Linked DNA regions of Mus musculus: region 2 is linked to region 1. The links are chromatin loops, found by intact Hi-C in ENCODE. Cell type or tissue: left cerebral cortex. All regions are shown on one strand. Each heading gives the region's core, and the rest is flanking DNA. Links, peaks and the distances in the headings are about the cores only.

Evidence for each region. A loop is a pair of places that touch in the nucleus more often than their neighbours do. Peaks named below come from ENCODE experiments on the same cell type or tissue, not always from the same donor. Only the 100,000 strongest peaks of a DNase experiment are listed, where the experiment ranks them.
Region 2: it touches region 1 in a loop (2.1-fold over the local background); 2 of 42 quality-filtered maps call a loop at or near these places.

What each region holds. Positions count from the first base shown.
Region 1 is chr5:30,011,246-30,019,523 of GRCm38, reverse strand. It overlaps Il6 (interleukin 6), which reads right to left and starts at 6,410. Exons shown (of 5, transcript NM_031168.2): 1 at 6,314-6,410; 2 at 5,964-6,148; 3 at 4,579-4,692; 4 at 1,370-1,519; 5 at 1-143. The coding sequence starts at 6,332. All of the region lies in intron 1 of A230098N10Rik (a long non-coding RNA gene), which reads left to right. In left cerebral cortex, for the core only: CTCF peaks have their summits at 4,741 and 6,283; DNase peaks (open chromatin) are centred at 4,753, 6,222 and 6,678.
Region 2 is chr5:30,068,621-30,076,953 of GRCm38, reverse strand. Tyms (thymidylate synthase) reads left to right here and starts at 3,329. Exons shown (of 7, transcript NM_021288.4): 1 at 3,329-3,593; 2 at 5,247-5,320; 3 at 8,314-8,333. The coding sequence starts at 3,407. In left cerebral cortex, for the core only: a CTCF peak has its summit at 3,316; a DNase peak (open chromatin) is centred at 3,321; H3K4me3 peaks cover 1,149 bases.

The DNA of each region.
Region 1 (8,278 bases), core at 1-8,000:
GTGACTTTTAGAAATTCTTCAAGTGATTTCAAGATGAATTGGATGGTCTTGGTCCTTAGCCACTCCTTCTGTGACTCCAGCTTATCTGTTAGGAGAGCATTGGAAATTGGGGTAGGAAGGACTATTTTATGTAAATCTTTTACCTAAAGGAGGAAAAAACAAAGACTGGTTAAATATTGCACATTTTTTTTTTCTTGTGGCGTGTTCTGGGCTGTGGGAAGAAGTTCTAATTTAGAATGAATGAGACGAGCTAAGTCCATCTGCTTTGACTCACCCAAGCCAGGGGAGATGCTTTTGTTCCAAGCTTACTCGAGAGAGACCCATGCCTAACAACTCCATTCTTTTTCAAGGTGATTATTATTAGTTTTTTAATAGCAACAGAATTCTAACCTTACTGTTCTGTCTGCCACTAGAGAGTAAGCGTCCAGAGGTCAGCACCACCATCTTATTTGTCTGTTATCCAAGCATCCATGCTAACATACTGTATTCTACTGGAAAACAGAAGCTCCCATCAGTAAAGGTGGCACAGAGGAATCTAAAACAAATGTGTTCCTTCGTGGTTTCCATTCAGACTCTGTTGAGAGTCTCTTAGTGTGGTAGCATGAAGAAGTCTGGAAACACCCTTCCATGGGCCCACTGGCATGGGGAAGACTAACTGGAAGGCTTGCCCCACTACTTAGGAGCCTGAATACTATATAGCAGGGTCATAAACAAGCAGCTGTTTACAAAAATGAATCTTAGTTCCCTTCCTAGACCTCCTAAGTAAGACCCTGCTGGAACAAGACCCTAAGTGGTTCCTGTGCACATTAAATTGGGAAACTCTCTGGTTTAAGGCAAGAAACTACAAGTGGCAAAAGCAGCCTTAGCAAGAGGGTTTCATTCCAGGCCCTTCTTATTGCATCTGGCTTTGTTCGCCCACACTCTGAGTCATTAATCCTCCATATCTACCATTCTTCTGGCTAATGGTAGCCAGAAGCCCTTGATCCCTTCCTTCCCTGACATTTTAGCTTTTGGCTACTTCTCTGCATTAGAACTCTGGTTACAAAAATGTCACTTGCCAAGGATTAAATATTAAAGTCACTTTTGTCTCTGTGCTCTCATAATGGGTGACTATGTATGGCTGTCATAGTTTTCATACCTCTTACGCAATTAGTAACATTCTATTAATACAGTTTAAAGCAGGTATTGATGTTCTTTGCAAAAGAGAACCTCAAACAAAACCCCAAAGTAAAACAAAGCAAGGCCTTATAATCAAGAACTGTTGTTCAGACTCTCTCCCTTCTGAGCAGCTGTCTGGAAAAAGTGCCGCTACCCTGAGGTGCCGGGTGTCCTCTTTCCCACACTGCATGAGAGATGGGGAAGCACTCACCTCTTGGTTGAAGATATGAATTAGAGTTTCTGTATCTCTCTGAAGGACTCTGGCTTTGTCTTTCTTGTTATCTTTTAAGTTGTTCTTCATGTACTCCAGGTAGCTATGGTACTCCAGAAGACCAGAGGAAATTTTCAATAGGCAAATTTCCTATAAGTAAAATGGAAAAGGAAGTCAGTTCTTTCTAGGAATAGATTCAATTTGAGAATAAGATTCCTGCTGTTCAAAAAAAAAAAAAAAAAAAAACTAGGATAGCAAAAACTATTCTCAACAATAAAAGAACCTCTGGTGGACTCACCATGCCTGACCTCAAGCTGTACTACAGAGCAATTGTGATAAAAAAAACTGCATGGTATTGATACAGCAACAGACAGGTAGATCAATGGAACACAATTGAAGACACAGAAATGAACCCACACACTTATGGTCACTTGATCTTTGACAAGGGAGCTAAAACCATCCAGTGGGAAAAAGAGAGCATTTTCAACAATTGGTGCGGGCTCAACTGGTGGTTATCATGTAGAAGAGTGTGAATTGATCCATTCTTTTTTTTTTTTTTTAAATAATCTAGTTTTATTTATTTATTACATGTAAGTACACTGTAGCTGTCTTCAGACACACCAGAAAAGGACATCAGATCTTATTATAGATGGTTATGAACCACCATGTGGTTGCTGGGATTTGAACTCAGGACTTCTGAAAGAGCAGTCAGTGCTCTTAACCACTGAGCCATCTCTCCAGCCCGAATTGATCCATTCTTATCTCCTTGTACAAAGCTCAAGTCTAAGTGGATCAAAGAACTCCACATAAAACCAGAGACACTGAAATTTATAGAGGAGAAAGTGGGAAAAAAACCCTCGTAGATATGGGAACAGGGGAAAAATTCCTGAACAGAACAGCAATGGCTTGTACAGTAAAATCGAGAATCGACAAATGGGACCTCATAAAATTGCAAAGCTTCTGTAAGGGAAAAGACACTGTCAATAAGACAAAAAGGCCACCAACAGATTGGGAAAGGATTTTTACCAATCCTAAATCTGATAGGGGACTAATATCCAATATATACAAAGAGCTCAAGAAGCTGAACTCCAGAAATTCAAATAACCCCATTAAAAATGGGGTACAAAGCTAAACAAAGAATTCTCAACTGAGGAATACTGAATGGCTGAGAAGCACTTGAAAAAATGTTCAACATCCTTAATCATCAGGGAAATGCAAATCAAAACAACCCTGAGATTCCACCTCACACCAGTCAGAATGGCTAAGATCAAAAATTCAGGTGACAGCAGATGCTGGTAAGGATGTGGAGAAAGAGGAACACTCCTCCATTGCTGTTGGGATTGCAAGCTTGTATAACCACTCTGGAAATCAGTCTGGCTGTTCCTCAAAAAATTAGACATAGTACTACCGGAAGATCCAGCAATACCTCTTCTGGGCATATACGCAGAAGATGTTCCAACTGGTAATAAGGACATATGCTCCACTATGTTCATAGCAGCCTTATTCATAATAGCCAGAAGCTGGAAAGAACCCAGATGTCCCTCAACAGAGGAATGGATACAGAAAATGTGGTACATTTACAAATGGAGTACTATTCAGCTATTAAAAACAATGGATTTATGAAATTCTTGGTCAAATGGATGTATCTGGAGAGTATGATCCTTAGTGAGGTAACCCAATCACAAAAGAAGTCACTTGATATGCACTCACTGATAAGTGGATATTAGCCCAGAAACTTAGAATACCCAAGGTACAATTTCCAAAACACAAGAAAATCAAGAAGAAGGAAGACCAACATGTGGATACTTCATTCCTCCTTAGAATGGGGAACAAAATACCCATGGAAGGAGTTACAGAGACAAAGTTTGGAGCTAAGACAAAAGGATGGAAGATCCAGAGACTACCCCACCTAGGGATCCATCCCATAATCAGCCACCAAACCCAGACAGTATTGCATATACCAGCAAGATTTTGCTGAAAGGACCCTGATATAGCTGTCTCGTGTGAGGCTAGGCCAATGCCTGGCAAAAAGTGGATGCTCACAGTCTTCTATTGGATGGAACACAGGGCCCCCAATGGAGGAGCTAGAGAAAGTACCCAAGGAGCTGAAGGGGTCTGCAACCCTATAGGTGGAACAACAATATGAACTAACCAGTACCCCCAGAGCTCATATCTCTAGCTGCATATGTAGCAGAAGATGGCCTAGTCAGCCATCATTGGGAATAGAGGCCCCTTGGTCTTGCAAACTTTATATGCCCCAGTACAGGGGAATGCCAGGGCCAAGAAGTGGGAGTTGGTGGGTAAGGGAGCGGGGAGGGGGGGGAGGGTATAGGGGACTGTGGGGATAGCATTTGAAATGTAAATGAAGAAAATATCTAATAAAAAATTGAAAAAAAGATTCCTGCTGTTCAGTATCTTCTACAGAATTAGACAACAGGCAGCATCAGCTGACCTCCTGAATTATCTGGACAAGTAGAGAGAGGCACCACTTAATATCCCCCCACCCCCTACCCCAGAGTGTGGCAGTGGGAATCCACTTCTGACCCTCACTCCTTCCCTTCTATCCTGCAGTGCCCTTCCTGTACTCTTGTTCTTGTCTGACTTGTCCTGAGACCTGATGTAGACTATCTCACCGGCTGGAAGGAGAGGGGTGTGAAGAGTGTTCTCAGTAGGGAGTGTAGGCCTGGATCCTTCCAGGGGCAGCCAGAGAAGAGATGGCTCATGAACTAGCTAAACTTGCTATGACTTCTAACATTTAACAGTGGTGAAGAATCCCAGCATAGTGGGCCTTTACCTGTTTAAATAAACTGCTTTTTAATTAAATCTGTAAGTTACTTTCCTCATGACGTTTACATAACATGTTTTATATCTACTCTTCCACTTTTTTAGACAAAAAAAATGTTTTTTTTTTAATCATCTAACACCTCAAAGCCAAGATGAGAATAGAGACTTTAAACATTTAGCTCCTGATGGACATAGATTGAGTGAACATTTATAGCACTGGTTGGTAAACTTTCCCTCACCCTAGCAGCTGCTGAGGTACCTCTCAATCTCCTTTTGTATTCAAGCTACTGCAGGCCAGTTACATCCAAGTGGTATTGGATGTATCCCCCCATCTTTGTTGCCTGACTGGGACTGTACAAATGCAGGTATCACGTGCAAGAGAGAACCTTGAAGAATTGTTGAAAGTAAACGTGACAAGTTTCTACCTGATTATATCCAGTTTGGTAGCATCCATCATTTCTTTGTATCTCTGGAAGTTTCAGATTGTTTTCTGCAAGTGCATCATCGTTGTTCATACAATCAGAATTGCCATTGCACAACTGCAAAAGATTACCAGAGCAATCACTTAAACACCTCTTACAACAAGCACCACTAGAGGGCCAAGTCATGCTCTTTCATAGCCAGGACACAGAAAAGGGAAGCTATACCTTCTTAGAACCCTACTAAGCAGCCCAATAAATAAAAATGCACCCTTAGGCTCAGTCCCTTGGCTTTAAGCTTGTTACTCTCCTAAGTATTTCCTATGTTTCAATAAAGAATTATTGATGTCCCTCTTATACATTTGTCTCAAGGATTCAACGATAAAAACTGCCCAGCATAGAGTAGGAACTTGGTAAAGGACAGAAATTTTGATGATATCTTGGGGCAAATAAATTTAAGTCACAGAATATTCCATCTGGAAGGGTCTGTGCCATTATCTGTAACTCCATAATTATGCAGATAAAGAGTACTAAATAGTTGAGGATTTTCCCAAGATTACAAAGTTGGTTCTACACACCCAGACCTAGGCTATTAATCTTGTTTGTGATTTTTTTTTTCCTTTCTGTCAAGCAGAGTCAAAATACTTTTCATTTAAAGATGGGAGATATTTTAATCTAGGTAGGGTTGGTTGGGTTTTTTTTTTCTTGTTTGTTTGTTTGTTTGTTGTTGTTGTTTTTTTTTTTTTTTTTTTTTTTTTGAGAAAGGATCTCTCAATGTAGTCTTGGATATCCTGGAACTCAATATGTAGACCAAGCTGGCCTCTAACTCACAGAGATCTTCCTGCGTGTGCCTCCCAAGTGCTGGGAGGCATCCACCACCATGCCCAGCCTAATCTAGGTTGTGTGTGTGTGTGTGTGTGTGTGTGTGTGTTAGCACTTTATTGGGCTCTATACAATATGCATCTTATCTGGGCTGACCCTAGAGCATCCTGATTTCACACACACAGAACTTACTACATTCAGCCAAAAAGCACTTTCTGGTCCTTGTAGACTTCAAGGGATAAATGAAGGCAAAGAGATAAGGAAAAAGGAATAATGAGGGAAAAGGAATCCCCACCTAAGAAGCAATAGCTAAATTGGAACAGAGAATGGCCCACTGTGAATTTTCTAGAAATGCAGTCACATTCTGTATCTTCCAGACAGGAAAGGAACCCCTTCCCAACCTCCACTCAAAACCAGCAAAGAGGTGAGAAAGAGAGAACACAGTCTAGTCTGACCTTTAGCTTCAAATCCTAAGGGCCCTAGATCCCAGCAGAGAATTTCTAATTCAAGAGCAAAGAGAATGAATGGACGCCCACACTGGGTCTTCATCAGTTTCACAGCCTACCCACCTCTTTTCTCATTTCCACGATTTCCCAGAGAACATGTGTAATTAAGCCTCCGACTTGTGAAGTGGTATAGACAGGTCTGTTGGGAGTGGTATCCTCTGTGAAGTCTCCTCTCCGGACTTGTGAAGTAGGGAAGGCCGTGGTTGTCACCAGCATCAGTCCCAAGAAGGCAACTGGATGGAAGTCTCCTGCGTGGAGAAAAGGGAAAACCGGCAAGTGAGCAGATAGCACAGTTGGGCGCCTGCTGCTAGCTGATGGCTGCTGGCCAACCCACAATGCTGGCTCTCTGCCTCACACTCCTCTCTCACAGTCTCAATAGCTCCGCCAGAGGGCAAGGAACTGCCTTCACTTACTTGCAGAGAGGAACTTCATAGCGGTTTCTGGAATTGACTATCGTTCTTGGTGGGCTCCAGAGCAGAATGAGCTACAGACATCCCCAGTCTCATATTTATTAGGAGTCAACTCTCTAATTTTGAGACTCATGGGAAAATCCCACATTTGATAAAAATCTTTGTTGGAGGGTGGGGGTGGGGCCAGAGTGGGTGGGGCTGATTGGAAACCTTATTAAGATTGCACAATGTGACGTCGTTTAGCATCGAAAGAATCACAACTAGGAAGGGGAAAGTGTGCTTAAGTCATCCTTGAGGCTAGCCCTAAGAAGCATGAGCACTCTTCTTTTTTTTCTTTAAAAGTGACTCAGCACTTGAGCATGTCTTGATGGGAAAGAAAACTGAAATTCACAATGTTTTATAAGGAGAAAGAGAAGCTAAAGCTGATGTTATTTAAACGCAGGCACGCGCGCATGACAGACGACACACACATACACACACACACACACACACACACACACACACACACACACACACACATGAATAAGAGGCTAGGATTCTTTTGTATGTCTGTAAGGATCTACAGATGTTCTGACCTGAGTTTTTTCAGATCATACAAAGACACACACTCCCTCTCCCACCCCCAGCACCCAACCTGGACAACAGACAGTAATGTTGCATATTGCTTGTTTTTCCTGTGTCTTGTCAGGACCAGTTGTTTCTAATGGTTTGTTCACCTCCAAATTTTGTGCAGTTGTTTCCAGGAGTTGCCAGGTGGGTAAAGTGGGTGAAGTACAGAAATATCTTCTGTCTGTTGTCAAGCAATCTTGGCTTCCAAGTCCAAGCCTATTCTCTGCATTCTCCCCAGTGGTCTCTTGGCTATCTTCTTAGTTAAGACCTTTAGTCTCTGTGAGAGTTGCCCTTATCTGTTAGTGCTGATCCCACTGCTGCCAGGACACCCCAAAACATTTCCAGGTCATGCAAGGAGGCTTGAAGGTCTGTTGCAGTCCTCATGTTGTTGAAGTTTCTTTGATTCATGGTATATGGAAGATAAAGATATCGAAGAAGGACCTCATTGTATCTTAGCTAGCTTGTGTTTGAAGCTCCCTTCTACTGGATGACAGGATTTGAATCTGAAGGTGGTACGTCTCACTCTGAATAACCCCTCCAATGCTCAAGTCTTCTAGGCTGGGTCAAACTTAAACAGACTTCTTCCCTTTGGTTAGTTTCTTTTTCAGACTAGTTCCTGGTTTTCTGTCCACCTGTCTCCAGATATCTAGCTAGCATTCAGAATGATTCCAGGCTGAAAGTAGGCTCTGTACATAAAATCCAAAACCATTTACAAAACACACTCTCAGGATCACAATCAGCTTCTTCACTCTGCAGATTGCCTTAAGATTCTTGTTTTCTTATGCTCCCATGTTTAATAGTTCAAGAATTATATATCACTAGCATAGTTTCTCCTAGAATTCAATGTGAAGAAAAAAATTACACTAAAATAAAGAGAACAGCTTTATATCTAGCAGATTAATTTATATTGAGAATGCAAAAGGAGAATATAAGTACACTCTAAAGAATGTAACCCAGTGTAAACACACAGGCGATTAGAGTAGATTAAAATGAAAAGCCGGTTGATTCTTGTGAAGAAATCAGAAGGGGAATAAACTAGGAAGAAAGTTAAAACATGGGTGGACTTAGTGTACATACTAGGTCAGCCTATTGAAAGAAGTGAGTCCACCATTCTTTCACCGTGTGAAGCCCTGGTCTTCACAAAGGGACTAGGGGATTTTAGGTGAAAATGAAAATGGGGAGAGGAAGCAGGATGGTTTTACTTTTAGTGCCCTTGAGCCTTAAAAAGGCAGCTGAAACAGCCTGGAGCTCAGTCTGTGTCCAGCAATGAAGGAAGCCATTTCCCCTATTCCCTGCCGTGTGCTTTCTCAGGCCTCTGTTAGTACAGAGTTTCTTTTCTCCGCTTAACAATTTTTTTAA
Region 2 (8,333 bases), core at 113-8,112, 57 kb before region 1:
ACTTTATATGCCCCAGTACAGAGGGGAACACCAGTGTCAAGAAATTGGAGTGGGTGGGTAGGGGACCGGGGGGGGGGTGGTGGTGAAGGTATAGGGGATTTTCGGGATAGCATTTGAAATGTTAATGGAGAAAATACCTAATAAAAATTGGACAAAAAAAAAAAAAGAGTATCTTACTAACAGAAACCAAGGCCACTGGGCATCATCAGAACCCAGTACACCCACCACAGCAAGTCCTGGATACCCCAACAAACCCAAAAAGCAAGACTCAGATTTAAAAAAACATATCTCATGATGGTAGTAGAAGATTTTAAGAAGGGCATTAATGACTCACTTAAAGAAATACAGGAAAACACTACTAAACAGGTAGAAGCCCTTAAAGAGGAAACACAAAAATCCCTCAAGGAATTACAGGAGAATACTGCTAAACAAGTTAATCCCTTAGAGAGGAAACACAAAAATTCCTCAAGGAATTACAGGAGAACACTGCTAAACAGGTAGAAGTCCTTAAAGAACTACAGGCAAACATTGCTAAACAGATAGAAGAAACACAAAAATCCCTTAAAGAATTACAGGAAGACACAACCAAACAGGCGATGGAATTGAACAAAACCACCGAAGATCTAAAAATGGAAGTAGAAACAATGAAGAAAACCCAATGGGAGACAACTCTGGAGATATAAACCCTAGAAAAGAAATCAGGAACCATAGATGTGAGTATCAGCAACAGAATACAAGAGATGGAAGAGAGAATCTCAGGTGCAGAAGATTCCATAGGGAACATGGACACAACAATCAAAGAAAATGCAAAAAGATCCTAACTCAAAACATCCAGGAAATCCAGGACACAATGAGAAGACCAAACCTACGGATAATAGGAGTGGATGAGAATGAAGATTTTCAATTTAAAGGGCCAGCAAATACCTTCAACAAAGTTATAGAAGAAAACTTCCCATACCTAAAGAAAGAGATGCCCATGAACATACAAGAAAACTACAGAACTCCAAATAGACTGGACCAGAAAAGAAATTCCTCCTGACACATAATAATCAGAACAACAAATGCACTAAATAAAGACAGAATATTAAAAGCAGTAAGGGAAAAAGGTCAAGTAACATATAAAGTCAGACCTATTAAAATTACCCCAGACATCTCACCAGAGATTATGAAAGCCAGAAGATCCTGGACAGATGTTATACAGACACTAAGAGAACACAAATGCCAGTCCAGGCTACTATACCCAGCAAAACTCTCAATTACCATAGATGGTGAAACCAAAGTATTCCATGAAAAAACCAAATTCATATATTATCTTTCCACAAATCCAGACCTTCAAAGGATAATAGTGGGAAAACACCAACACAAAGATGGAAACTACACCCTAGAAAAGCAAGAAAGTCATCCTTCAACAAACCTAAAAGAAGACAGCCACAAGAACAGAATCCCAACTTTAACAACAAAAATAACAGGAAGCAACAAATATTTTTCTTTAATTTCTATTAACATCAATGGACTCAATTCCCCAATAAAAAGACATAGACTAATAGACTGGATACACAAACAGGACCCAACATTTTGCTGCTTGCAGAAAACCCACCTCGGGGACAAAGACAGACACTACCTCAGAGGGAAAGGCTGGAAAACAATTTTCCAAGCAAATGGTCCAAAGAAACAAACTGGAGTAGCCATTCTAATATCGCATAAAATTGACTTCCAACCCAAAGTTATCATAAAAGACAAGGAGGGGCACTTCATACTCATCAAAGGTAAAATCTACCAAGATGAACTCTCAATTCTGAATATCTATGCTCCAAATGCAAGGGCATCCACATTCATTAAAGAAACTTTAGTAAAGCTCAAAGCACACATTGCACCTCACACAATAATAGTGGGAGACTTCAACATCCCACTCTGGCCAATGGACAGAACTTAGAAACAGAAACTAAACAGAGACACATGGACACTAACAGAAGTTATGAAACAAATGGATTTAACAGATAGCTACAGAACATTTTATCCTAAAACAAAGAATATACCTTCTTCTCAGCACCTCATGGTCCCTCCTCCAAAATTGACCACATAATTGGTCACAAAACAGGCCTCAACAGATACAAAAATATTGAAATTATCCCATGCATCCTATCAGATCACCACAGACTAAGGCTGATCTTCAATAACAGCATAAATTACAGAAAGCCAAAGTTCACGTGGAAACTGAACAACACTCTACTCAATGATATCTTGGTTAAGGAAGAAATAAAGAAATTAAAGACTTTTTAGAGTTTAAAGAAAATGAAGCCACAACATACCCAAACATACGAGAACAATGAAAGCACTCCTAAGAGGAAAACTCAGCTCTGAGTTCCTCAAAAAGAAACTAGAGAGAGCACACACTAGCAGCCTGACAGCACACCTATAAGTTCTAGAACTAAAGGAAGCAAATTCACCCAAGAGAAGTAGATAGCAGGAAATAATCAAATTTAGGGTGGAAATCAACCAAGTGGAAACAAAAAGAACTATTCAAAGAATCAATCAAACCAGGTGCTGGTTCTTTGAGAAAATCAACAAGATAGATAAACCCTTAGCCAGGCTAACTAGAGGGCAAAGGAACAACATCCTAATTAACAAAATCTGAAATGAAAAAGGAGACATAACAACAGAACCAGCGGAAATCCAAAACATCACCAGATTGTATTACAAAAAGCTATAGTCAACACAACTGGAAAACATGGATGAAATGGACAATTTCCTAGACGGATACCAGGTTCCAAAGTTAAATCAGGATCAGATTAATGATCTTAACAGTCCCATTTCCCCTAAAAAAGTAGAAGCAGTCACTAATAGTCTCCCAAACAAAAAAAGCCCAGGACTTAGCACAGAGTTCTATCAGGCCTTCAAAAAGACTTAATTCCAATTCTCAAACTATCCCACAAAACAGAAACAGAAGGTCCTCTACCCAATTCATTCTATGAAGCCAAAATTACTGTGGTTCCCAAACTACATAAAGATCCAAGTACAAGTATCGTATAAGCCAAAGGCTCTTTTTGAGACTGGGTCTCAAGTACCTAGGCTGGCCTTGAACTTGCTATGAAGTGAAGGCTTGCCTTAAACTCCAGATCCTCTAGCCGACTCAATCTCCCAGGAGCTGGGATTTAATGGCATGCATCCCCACACCCTGATCCTATAGGCTCTTAATGCCATAATAGGGTAAATACAGATTTGAGAAAGTGGGCAGGTGTTTGCCTTGCAAGCTGTAACCACTTCTGTCACGTGGGGGCGGGGTCTGCCACGGATTCTGGCGGCCGGAAGTTTCCCAGCAGGAAGAGGCGGGCTGGTGTTGGAGGAAAAGAGCGCCAGGAAGGTCCTGGTTTTGTCGCTGACTACACTGCTGCCAGACTGCTCCGTTATGCTGGTGGTTGGCTCCGAGCTGCAGTCCGATGCTCAGCAGCTGAGCGCGGAAGCCCCACGGCATGGAGAACTCCAGTACCTGAGGCAGGTGGAGCACATTTTGCGCTGCGGCTTCAAGAAGGAGGACCGCACGGGCACTGGCACCCTGTCGGTGTTCGGCATGCAGGCACGATACAGCCTGAGAGGTAACTGGGGCTGGTCTGCATTAGCGGGAGGACGTCCGGCAGGCAAGCTGGGCACGCGGAGACGCCGGGCGAGCGTTCTTGGATAGCCCTAACCCGGGCTCTGAGGTTCTAGGAGTCCTAAACTTCCCGTGCGCGACCCAGGTGACAACTACTTCAAGTAAACCAGGTTCTGAAGGTCTGCCTTTGACCTTAGTCCCTGTTAAACCTTTTCTCCCGAATCCAGTTTCAACCAGTTGTGCGGCCCAGAGGGAGGGAGTGGGAAGAAACCTGCGGGAGCTTGTCCAAATCCTGCTCTGAGGTCTTGACTTTGCTCCTCTTCTTCCTCCCCTTATCTCCTGCTCCCCTTTGCTGCTGCTTTTAAAATTGGAGCGAAAATGGCTTGGGCGGTGCTACGGCTGCGCGGGAAAGGGGGAGACCCGGGCCTTAGGCGGGAACTGTGGGGTTTTTCCTTCCAACAGCCTTGGCTTTTATATTTTATTTTATTTTATTTTATTTTATTTTATTTTTGGTTTTTCGAGACACAGTTTCTCTGTGTAGCCCTGGCTGTCCTGGAACTCACTTTGTAGACCAGGCTGGCCTCGAACTCAGAAATCCGCCTGCCTCTGCCTCCCAAGTGCTGCAGCCTTGGCTTTTAAAGAGTAACAAGAGGCTGTTGAGGAGCAAAGGATGGAATCAACCACAGGGCCTGGAAGGGCACAGAACCTCCTAGGTGTTGGCTGAGGATGGGGGTGCTAATGGTGGCATTCAGGAAACATGAAGAGCAACCTGACACTGGAGTAGAGAGTAGCTTTGAGTGGGGATATGGCCGCTCTTAGGACATTTGCTTAGTCTCAAACATTTTCTGGAGCTGTAAACTACAGCTTCTACTGCACAGATTGGTCCAGCCTAAAGGACCTCCCAAGAATTGTGGACCCTGATGAACCACAGACCTTTTAATTCACGTCCTCTGCTTAGACTGTGGACAGGTTTTTTTTTTTTTTTTTTTTTTTTTTTAAAGTATAGTTGTGTTTTGTTTTTGTCCTTTACCTCTCTAGTGTTCATTCAGCTTTTCGATGATGTTAAAGCTGGAAGTAGTGCTCTGGTTGCAAAACCTTCACTCAGACTACACCACTAACCTGAGCATTTTCACTTTGCCTTGTGGGTTGCCTCACCTGCACCACCCCTTTGCCTCTTAAGCTGTGGACACTTGTGCATTTCCTTTGGGTACCTGCGAAGTGGAGGTCACAAAGTTCCCTGATAGCCATTCCGAGGAGTAAACAATTCTGTTTCCATATACTAGGTCAGTTTGCTTTCCAAATATTTGAAAACTGTTCAGTTTTTACATGATTGATATCACCTCTATGCCCATGGCATAGTGGACTTGGGGCGAGGTGCTTTTAGGCTGTGTCTGAGGCCACATTTTGTATGATGCCATTACAGCCCAGTGATCGAATTCACAGTGGCTGATTAGTGGGTGGGGACTTTTTGCCACATGGGTATCCCCTGGAGAACTGTGGTGTCCTCACTGACTTGCCGGGTAGCTGGGCAGGAGCTCTCTTTTCCTGCAGCTGCTCCAGGGTCTTGGGTCCCAGGCACTTGCCCTCCGCAGAGAAAGCTGGATGGTGGCTTGCTGTGTTTTCCCACGTTTTAACTGTATGACAAACTGTTTTTCAGATGAATTTCCTCTGCTCACAACCAAACGAGTGTTCTGGAAGGGTGTTTTGGAGGAGTTGTTGTGGTTTATCAAGGTAAGGGTAGTGCTGCTGTTGGAAGCTGTCAGGCTTCACAGTCCCAGTCTTAGAAGTCAAGCTTGCAGCTGGTAGCCATTCCCACTTCTCTGGTTCATTTTCCAGTTCTGTTTTCTCCCTCCCACCTATCCTGCTCTCCTCACTAATCTGAAAACACTGGGATATCCCTGCCCAGGCCTCTGGCACTTGCCACTCCCAGGACTTACTACCTTTTCTTTCCCTATGAAGTATGAGTCTGTCCCTTCAGTCCAGTCCCACTGAGACAGCCTTGACCTAATCAAGATCGATTCTTCTCCCTTCTCACTTCTTTGTCTCTCTTTATAGGGAAACATCATCAGCTGGCCTCTAAATCAGCTTTTCCTGATTTTTCTGGAAAATAATGGAGAGATAATTAAGTACAATGTCCTGTGAGTTTCCCAAAGTTAGAGAATCTATTTTGCTACTTGCTATTGTATTCCTAGGTCCAGAACATAGCCAGCCACATGGTATGTACTCAGTATATATTGTTTACTGGAACAATAGATACCAAAGAGTCAAGTAGGTACCTTGAATATGTGATGACAGCCCCAAGTTCCTCCTGTGTGTCCTCGTCTAGAACAAGTGAGGCTCTGTCTAATGCTGGGTGAGAGAACTCCAGAAGACAAGCTGAGTTCTGGGCCATACTACAACTCCTTCTTTAGAGTACTTGGGGTGATGGCTCAGTAGGTAAAGAGGGCTTGTTGTACAAGTATGAGACCTGAGTTCAGTCCCCAGCAGTCACATAAATTCTGTGTGGGACTGGAGAGGTGGCTTAGCAGTTAAGAGCATCTGTTGCTCTTGTTGGGCATCTGTTACTCTAGTTCCAGTATCATCTGCTGTCCTTGGGCACTGCATGTACATGGTGTATAGACACATGCAGGCAAAACACCCATACACATAAAATTTAAAAATGCTGGGTGTGATTGCATGTATCTCTAACCCCAGTGCTATAATGGGAGGGTGGACATAGGATCTTTGGTGTTTTGCTGGCTACTAGTTTAGCCTAAACAAGCTCTAGCCTAAACAGAGACCCTGTTTCAAGGGAAAGGTAGGAAGTGATAGAGCAGGTATCCTCTGGGTTCCATGGGCTCAGGTACATACATGTGCACGCACAACACACTTACACACAAAATCAGTAAAATCTAGGGCACTCAGTGTGACTGACATCATCTTGGACCTACCAGACCCTAGATTGCTTACCCATTCTAGAACGGGTTGACAGTGTATTTAGTCTGTCTCAAGGTAAATCCTCAGAAATTCTAAACATCCATAAAATAGCTTGAGCCCAGCCCCAAAAATGGGAAAGGGGGGCTTTTAAAGCACACCATAAAAGATTGAGAAGTTAGCCAGGCAGTGGTGGCACACACCTTTAGCCCAAGCAGTTGGGCCAGCCTGGACTACAGAGTGCCAGGACAGCCAGATCTACACAGAGAAACCCTATCTTGGAAAACAAAACAAAGATTGAGAAGTTATTAATTAGGAGTGAAAAAGTTAAAAGAAACCTAATAGAAACAGGGGCTGGAAATCTGGCTCTGTGGTTGAGAGCACTTGTTCCAGTCTCCACAGGAAGACTAACAACCATCTGTAACTAGTTCCAGGAAGACTAACAACCATCTGTAACTAGTTCCAGGGGATCAGTGCTCTCTTATTGTCTCTGTAGGTCCTAGATGGCACTTGTTGCACAGATATCCGTGCAGGCAAAAGAAAAAAGAAAAAAAAGAAGAAAGAGGAAAGGAAAGTCAGTTATCCGTATTGCAGTTGTCACCTGTGTGAAGATAGAATGTAAGCCATGTCATAGAATGTCTACTAAGCACCAAGCATTTTGCTAGTATTAACTCTTCCTCATTTGACATGTGTGTTAAATTCTGCTAAGGTGTTCTTCAGTAAGATGAGGCTAAAGCAGTCACAAGAAGAATTAATAGAAGGATCAGGCCCAGGCCTGAGTATATGCATCACCAAAGGGGTGGGGCAGGATCTCTCCATACTTGGCTGCAGGATCATACTTGGGTTAGGATATCATGGAGCCAATCTAATGAGTCAAAATATAAGATAAACATAATGTTATATAAAATATACATGAGGTAAATACAGTTTTATGGGGTCACATAGATGAATGAAATAGAATTCAAACTTAGTTTAGTGTGACTGAAGCATTTCCAGAAAAGCTAACTACTGATTGTCACTATAAATTCTTTAGCCAGACATGATACATGAGCAGACTGTACAGGGAGTATTAGTAAACAAGTTCACTTGCAGCATTATTCATAGACATGGAACATGTTTGATTCAGCAATTCAAAACTGTCAGATGAGGTAGGAATATATTAGGAATTTGGAGGTTTTAGAAAATTAAAGCCAGGTAGTGATGGTATACACCTTTGATTCCCAGTACTCAAGAAGCAGAGGCAGGTGGATCTCTGAGTTTGAGGCTAGCCTGGTCTACAGAGTGAGTTCTAGGACTTTCAGGGATACATAGAGAAACTCAGTCTCATGGGGAAAAAAGAAAAAATTAAAAGGCTGGGGAAATGGTGCAATGGATAAAAGCACTTGCCATATAAATCTTACAGACTGAGTTTGGATCCCTGGAATTCTCATAAAAAGCCCTATTTGGTAGTGCCATCTAATCTCAGAATTTTTCTGGGAGGGATGGACCATGGAGCTAGGAGAATCTATTGGAAGTTCATAGGCTAGCTAGCCTGGGTTGGTGGTGCAGCAACAGGAACAAGGTAGAAGGCAAGATCTGCATACTTATAACTACATATATACATATATACACAAAGATTTTTAAAAGCTGATGGAATAGAAGAAATACCTTTAGGGAATTTCTAATAAGGAAGTCTGGCCAGGACCAGCCTGCATAAAGATAGGCTGTACATGGACAGTGTGTGGTGGGTATGACATTAGTAGCTCAGAATTCCCTCTTATTCCTGTTCTACTCACTCTCTCTCTCTCTCTCTCTCTTTTTTTCTTCCCTAGGGATCCACAAATGCTAAAGA